3 separate regions of the Homo sapiens genome follow, and all the other regions are linked to region 1. Evidence: chromatin loops called from intact Hi-C (ENCODE). Cell type or tissue: heart right ventricle. All regions are shown on one strand. Region 1 overlaps HCRTR2 (hypocretin receptor 2). Region 2 has its middle 78 kb from the start of BMP5. Region 3 overlaps HMGCLL1 (3-hydroxy-3-methylglutaryl-CoA lyase like 1).

Region 1 (2,500 bases):
GGAGTGTAATTGTGTGATCTCATCGGCTCATTGCAACATCCACCTCCTGGGTTCAAGCGATTCTCCTGCCTCAGCCTCCTGAGTAGCTGGGATTACAGGCATGTGCCACCACGCCCAGCTAATTTTGTATTTTTAGTAGAGGCGGGGTTTCTTCATGTTGGTCAGGCTGGTCATGAACTCCCAACCTCAGGTGACCGAAAACTGTTTCTAATGGCGGCAGAAGTCATCAGATGCAGAATGTAGATTCTCTCCTTCAGGGGAACAGTCAGTGATAGAATCACTAAAATTTAATTGATCTATCAGAGATCATTTAGAAGACAGTTCAAGATCATTTAGCAGACACATACAGGCTTTTCATGATAGGAGTCTCCTGGAACATTCCAGCATCCATTGCTCATTCTTTTCAGTTATTTTTTAAAATTGCTTTTTAAAATGAGAGTCACAGAAGAGAAAGTTCCTATCTCTCCCCAACCAGTGGGTTAAAAGATTGAGTTGAACCACTACTATGTAAAAAAGATTGTCTACATGACAAGACATACAGAGTGAGAAGAAAAATAATTTATCCGATATTTTCCATTCAAGGGCAGGTCTTTGTTAACATCATTTGCCTCTTCAAGAAAGAAAATGGTCAAAGGAAATGTCATATTAATTTATCTGTGTGGACATATAAGTAAAATTCTGTTCTCAAATTAAAGATTATCGAACAGACTTTGATCTGGTGGTGTAAAAAGCAACAAAATCTATCGAACATCTATTCTGAGAAACCACAAGGACACATTGGTCAGTACTGGTTTGCCGCACAGAGACAGAAAGTAAAAGCTGAATAATCTTAACAGAGCTAAGGTGGCCTTTTCTTGTGTTTGTTGGCACATTTTCCTCTTTAAAAAATTATGCATGCTGAATTTTATTGTTCTGTTCACTAAACCCTATCAATCTTCATGAGCTTACAATTAAGAGAATATTGTACTTGGAGGGATTCCCTGCTATTATCAAATAACTTTGAAAAGAAATGGAAAAGTACAAGTTGTGTAATTACTGTTACAAATTCCAGCTATTTGAAATATTAATGTAAGACCGCAAAAAATCCTCAATGGGTTTGTGTGCATTTTAAAGGGCTGGACCACAAAACTGATTTCAAACAATTTCATAACTACAAATAGTGAACAACAAAAAATACTTGATTTTTTAAAAATATCCTTTCATTCAAAGGTTTGCTTTGTCCGAACTCGAGAAGCAGAAAACCTGAAAAGCTACAGGTAGTTAAGTTCTATCTCTCTGGCAGCAGATGGCAGTATTGATGCGTGAAAAATCCATAACAGGTTGCTTGACGTTACTTGCTGGGTTTTCCTCTGCTTTAAACTTTGGTATCTGAGCTGAACAAAAATTCCTAATAAGATAATATGGCTGACATCCCTTTATCATTCTCCTTTCCCAAGCTTTGTTCTTTTTACAAGGAAATATCTTTTCCACTTGCAGCTTTCTTTAGACATTGACAAAATTTTGATGTTTTAACTTTTTTTTCCACACAAACTCCTATTTGGTATTCGTCTGAATTAACGCCAAGCACATACTAAGGTCAGCAAATGCTCTGGAGAAACAGGCGCTCAAACCTCCCACACCTCAGGCGTCTGGAAGCCTTTCCTTACTGTGTTTTCTAATTACTTCCCCAAAGTGGAACTTTCCTAAGTCAAATTGCAATAAGGGTCTGTCTCTTCTCCTTTCAGATCCCTGGAACATCATCTGTAGTTCAGAGAAAATGGAAGCCCCTGCAGCCTGTTTCACAGCCTCGAGGGCCAGGACAGCCAACGAAGTCCCGGATGAGCGCTGTGGCGGCTGAAATAAAGCAGATCCGAGCCAGAAGGAAAACAGCCCGGATGTTGATGATTGTGCTTTTGGTATTTGCAATTTGCTATCTACCAATTAGCATCCTCAATGTGCTAAAGAGGTAAAACTTATCTGTTATTTGAAAATGAAATAGCCTGCCTTTTCTTGATTCTTAATTAACTTTTTTTTTTTTTTTAACTAAGCCAGAGAAAAATCTAAACTTTCTGCTTAGATACCTTGTCAGGCCAGATGACTCAGTTATGTTGTTACCAGCAGGTAAGGCGAACAGCCTTTAAGAGTGCTCAGACATGTGCTTTTGTCATGCGTATTCTCAGTTGCATGGCAGACATAAAACAGATGTTTCTCCAATCTCTTCAAGCTAGTTGCTAAACCTTAGATGCAGACAAAGTTCTAATGCGTAACAACTCATTTACAGCTTGCAGTTCTTTCTTGATGAGAACAAACGGGTTTTTCAAAACTTCGTTTCCAAAAACATAGGCAATTGTGAGAGAATTATATCTTAAGGATAAAAAGAGATAAGAACCTTATGTTAGTATTCTAATTATACTTAAAAGTGCATTGGCGAGCACTTTTTAAAAAAAGCCATCAAGGCAGATATGTATGTCGAATGTCTAAACAGAAGAATTCATTTCCTGAAGTCACTGAATGAAGCTCA
Region 2 (2,500 bases), 680 kb after region 1:
CTACAGTGCTACATATATTTACATGTGTTTGTATGTGTGTAAAAAAATGAAACAAATATTCTAATACAAATTACATACTCTACATTTTATTCTGCACCCTTTCCTTCCAATTAGTCATATACCTTGAAGATATTTTCTTAACAACACAACTTGATTCTTAGGGACTGCAAAGTATTCCATTATGTGAACATTCCAAACTGGAAGGAGATATTTGTATATTTCTATAGTGATAAATGTTTAGGTTATTTACAGGTTTGGGTCTTTGAAATAATGCTGCAACAAAACCAGTACCAGTGGAATTGTTCAAAGGAAACATTTCTAATATTGAAAAATAACACAAAAGTGCTCATCATAAATAAAAATGTTTAATAGCTTTACCATCACGAGAGTGTCTATTACCTGCACATTCTTGGCGACGTCAAGTTTTCATCAAATTTTGTTTTTAAATGTTTTGCCCATCTGACGAGTAAAAAGTGAACCCTGTAGCATTTTTTAAATAGCTCGATGTGATGAAAACGGGGTTTTGGAAAGCTCATGCTGAGACAATATGGAGTTTAGCTTGGTCACACCAAGACTCAATGCAGAAGAGATGGAGAGGAGACAATTACAATAGACTGTGTAACAGATGAAGACAGCTTAACTGGGGCAGTGCCTGGAATGTATTAGGGGAAATAGATATGATAGAGGCACTATCAAAAAGTCCAGCTGTTGAGGAGGTACAGCAATAGACCTTTGTTCCTGATACTTAATATTGTGTTAAGGGTGGGCGAGACGGAGGAAGGATTCAAGAATACCTCCTAGGTTTATGAGTTGGGAAGCCAGGATGATTGCAATGAAAATAACTGTCCTAGAAAACACAGAAAAAAGCAAAGATTTGGGAGCATGCCAGATAAAACGGGAATGATTTTAAAGGTCGTGTACAAATCTAAGATGCTATAGTTTATTTATGGAAACTACCTTCATCTGTGGCAGAGGCTATTTCAAAATACTCACATCTATTTAATGTCACTTAATGAATCACGGAATTTTGCAGTGCTATGAAATCCCTTAAATCAAACTAACTAGCACACTTATGAAACCAGAGTACTATCTTACTATGCCAGAGTATTCTTTTCGTATTCTGCCATCTAGTGAACAACAATCATTTGTACAACCTGGCTTGTAAATTGCTTCTTCCAAATTTAAAATAAACACACACGCACACGCACACGCACCCCTTCATTTTATGCTTTCTCATTATATATACTGGCAAAATATTCTTTCATGATATTTTACAAACAAAATTCCTAAACATAGAGGAAAGAATAGAGTTCATCAGCTGAATCTGCACATTTCACCTTGGGCTCATTTTGAAATTTATATTTTTAAAGTCAAGGGAAATTCACAAGTTTCCTTTACATTATGCCATCTCCTTTTATCATTAAAAACAACAAAAACAAAACATTTACTTGTCAGCAACTTTCTTCTCTGTAATAAAATACCTTTATATAAATTATCTTTCTCCTGCAATGAGCATTGTTTAATATTATCAAAAGTTTTTTATCTCAAAAATTATTGTACATGATACACTAGAGATATTATTTGAATGTTGTGGAAGTACCTTGTACAAATTTATTTTCTTGATATTTAGTTCTATAAAAGCTTCCCTGATTTCTCCTAAGGTGGTCACTTATTTTGTGCTGTTAGCGTACCTTTGTGTCACTAGTATTGTGGTAGTATTATACTATATTTTAAATATTCATTTTCAAGCCTATCTTTGCAAAGGGCTCATGAATTTCCTGATTAAAGGGACTATGTAATATTCAGTTTTATGTCTCCAATAACTCTCATGATGTATGGTATCTATTAGTTTTCAATAAATGTTAACGAATGATTTAAAATGATTGAACTGAATTATTGACAGATGTTTGAAACTTGACTAATTTTTATTCAAGTTGAAATAATATGTAAAGTAAGCAATCACAACATTCAGCTTCCTTCATGAAGTCCAGAAGAGAACTGAACATATTGCCCAAGTGCCCAGAGGGCCCTAAAATATAGATGTGTGTTCATTAGGCTAATTGGAGACAGGTAGACAAAAATCCTCCTTTGAAATTTGTCCTCATAGGCAATGGCATTATTCCCAGGCTTATCAAGTTCTTTCCCTTGGCAGATCTCTGTGGTCCATCTGCTGAACTTAAATGCTGAAATGGTCTCAATGTGAACATGCCTAATGGACATCTTTATTCTGAGTGGCTATACCAGCACAATCCATAAATCTGAGCTATTTCAGATTACAAATGGAATTGTTCTCCACAGTGTTCCATTGCCTTATAGATAATAATTTTGGATGAAAGCCCAAACTCATGAAATTAGCTCTAAGAGTTCAATTGATATTAGCAATGTACATTGCTTGCAAGTCCTCTTAATTCATCTATATATCTGAACTCATTCATTTTACTATTTCCAAGCTAATTCTATGGAGTTCAAGTAAAGACTCCATCTACTTTGTGGTTTTTGA
Region 3 (2,500 bases), 170 kb after region 1:
ATAAAGACTCATCACAGTATGTTTTTTAAGAATGAAAATTTGAGAACCATCCAAATGTCTCACAATGGAGAATAGCTTTATGGTGTAGCTAGAAAACAAAATGATGATGCTATTTAACTGCATGATTAAGGGAAAAACAGGTTAGAAGATGTTATAACAGTACATAGAGTCATGACACAATTTTCTAAAAGCAAAAAGGATTTGGGAGATATATAAAGTGCTAATGGTAATGATCATGGGTGCTATGATTACAGATAAATTATTTTACTTTAATTCTGTTTTCCAATGCCTCCACAATGAATGTTAATTACCTACCTAAGTAGAAAAAGTAAAATATAAAAGTTTTTGGAAATTTTAACCTGTAGTAAAATGACTGTAAATAAGTGAAAATGAATGTAAATAAATCCAAGACTGAATTTATTCATATTTTGCAATAATGGATCTTTCTAGGATCTAAGACTACAGGACTAATCTGCAAACATACTCTGGCGAAGGCAGACATAATCTGAGTAAAAGAGGACTTGTAAAATGGTCTTTCTGATTTTCTAGTACCAGATTAGCTCTAGACACAGATTCTCTTTCAGTAAGCTCTATTCACAAATTAATTGACTCAGTTCTAAATGCAATATGTGGATTTAAAGTTTAAGCAATTTTAAAGAGTTTATTCAAGGATATATGACCTATAAAGGAGAATATTAAGGCATCAATTCCCTTTAAAGTCTCTCTTTTTAAAAAAATCACAGTACTTTAAAAATATTTTAATACAATTTCCCCTAAATTCTCTACTTTATTAAGTGTGTAATTTTCTTCTCAGAAATAAAAATTTTCTCAATGATACTGTTATCCTTATACTAAATTATATGCTCGTTTTTCTAAACGAGCTGCTTTGGAAATTTCTAGTCATAATCTTCTAAGAAAATTTTATTTCACTATGTATGTTTTCTTCACATCTACTACCTTATTTCATCAGAAATAATTTTAATATGATGTAAACAAGCTCTGAAAAAAACTAGGAAGAAAAACATTATTTCTTTTTATTATTAGTTCTTTATTATAAAGAGTGGAAAGACATTTTTACTTAACCATTGAAATCATATCATTGTGTGTTTGAAAATAATAGACAGGCCACTTAGCTAATTTTCCTATATGAGAGACTTTCGGCATTAAAGGATTACTCTTGGAAAGATGTTCCATTTCTCTCCTTTTCAAGCACAGTCACTACTTTCAGACTCAGGTTTCTGGTGTGCATGCATGTGTGTGTGTGTGACTGTATGTCTGTGTGTGTGTGTAAGCACACAGCACAAACTTATGTTTGCACCATATATCACAAAAGCAAAACAGTTATTCTTTGTTTTGTCTATTTTTGATTTTTGTTTTTGAAGAAAAGTCCATTTTTAGATGAGTAACCACAAGGTGGCAATATAGCACCAAAATCCACCAGGTTAAAGTCAAACATTTACAACCCCACTCACTGTGTTGCAGTCCCTCAAAACTGTAAATAGTAAATAGTTTTATATTTATCAAACAAACGGGTTTTCTGCATTTAAAATAAGGACACTCTTACTAAAGGTGTAGAACACATGAAAATGTGGTTCAATATATTCAGCATATTTGTATTTTTCCTTTGACTTAAAAGTGTTTATTAAGCACACTCTTTGTGCCAGGGACTTGGAATAAATAAAAGTCCTGTAGCTCACAGAATTTAGCATTATAAACTAAAGTGACTATATATTTTGGCTGTTATTGAGAAGTAGCTTATGACTATCTAATGAGAAGCAACTGTTATTAGTGCTCAGGGAACCAATGTTTTCTAAATTATATACATATTTATATATTCATATATAACATATATAACATGTATATTTATAACATATTTATTTAAATATTTATAACATACATAATATATAAATATATTTTTATATAACATATATAAATACATTTATATAATTATAACTCTAAGGACTGAGATGTCCTTGGCTTCTCATTTTCTCTAAGTTCACAATTAAAGCTATTAACTCAATGGCCCAGGATACCATAAACCTGGTGAATTCAGTTATGTGTGCTCCGTCTACTTGAGCTCTCTGCATATGTGCTTGGACCTAAGGCCAGAGAGAAATGAATAAAATGTTAGTGGCAACTTTTTCTGGAGGAGAGCAAATTGCCTGTAGATATGTCATAAACATATCATGTCTGTATTCTAATCTTAGGTGAGCTCTGGGGAGTATTGATTCTGTATGATGTTCTAATGGTCTGATGTTGCTGATATGCTAACTAAAAGTACCATCACAACTTTTTCTTGTTGCTGTATGGTCTTATAACCCAAATAAAATGAATACATACAACAATAAAGGGAGTAAAAAATCATCTTGCAAAATTTCTAATCTATATATTCATGTTTTCAAAATATTTTATGAAACCTAAAATTTTAGTTATTGAGGTTACTAAAGTCCCAAAAAACAATTAGATCTGGATTATTATTTTTGAAGTCATCTACATTTTT

What was found. A loop is a pair of places that touch in the nucleus more often than their neighbours do. Peaks named below come from ENCODE experiments on the same cell type or tissue, not always from the same donor. Only the 100,000 strongest peaks of a DNase experiment are listed, where the experiment ranks them.
Region 2: a loop joins it to region 1, with 16 times the contacts of the local background. A loop is called at or near these places in 51 of 110 quality-filtered maps.
Region 3: a loop joins it to region 1, with 2.4 times the contacts of the local background. A loop is called at or near these places in 19 of 110 quality-filtered maps.

What each region holds. Positions count from the first base shown.
Region 1 is chr6:55,275,656-55,278,155 of GRCh38, forward strand. HCRTR2 (hypocretin receptor 2) reads left to right here. Exons shown (of 7, transcript NM_001384272.1): 5 at 1,725-1,945. Among named protein-coding and RNA genes, the nearest start is that of GFRAL, 51 kb to the right of the region's middle. In heart right ventricle, a CTCF peak has its summit at 1,300 (motif pointing right); a DNase peak (open chromatin) is centred at 1,796; H3K4me3 peaks cover 966 bases; H3K27ac peaks cover 1,140 bases.
Region 2 is chr6:55,952,500-55,954,999 of GRCh38, forward strand. No RefSeq gene overlaps it. Among named protein-coding and RNA genes, the nearest start is that of BMP5, 78 kb to the left of the region's middle. In heart right ventricle, a CTCF peak has its summit at 1,141 (motif pointing left); no DNase peak of the experiment used is centred here; H3K4me3 peaks cover 631 bases.
Region 3 is chr6:55,444,407-55,446,906 of GRCh38, forward strand. The region is part of intron 7 of HMGCLL1 (3-hydroxy-3-methylglutaryl-CoA lyase like 1); the gene reads right to left. Among named protein-coding and RNA genes, the nearest start is that of GFRAL, 120 kb to the left of the region's middle. In heart right ventricle, a CTCF peak has its summit at 1,418 (motif pointing right); no DNase peak of the experiment used is centred here.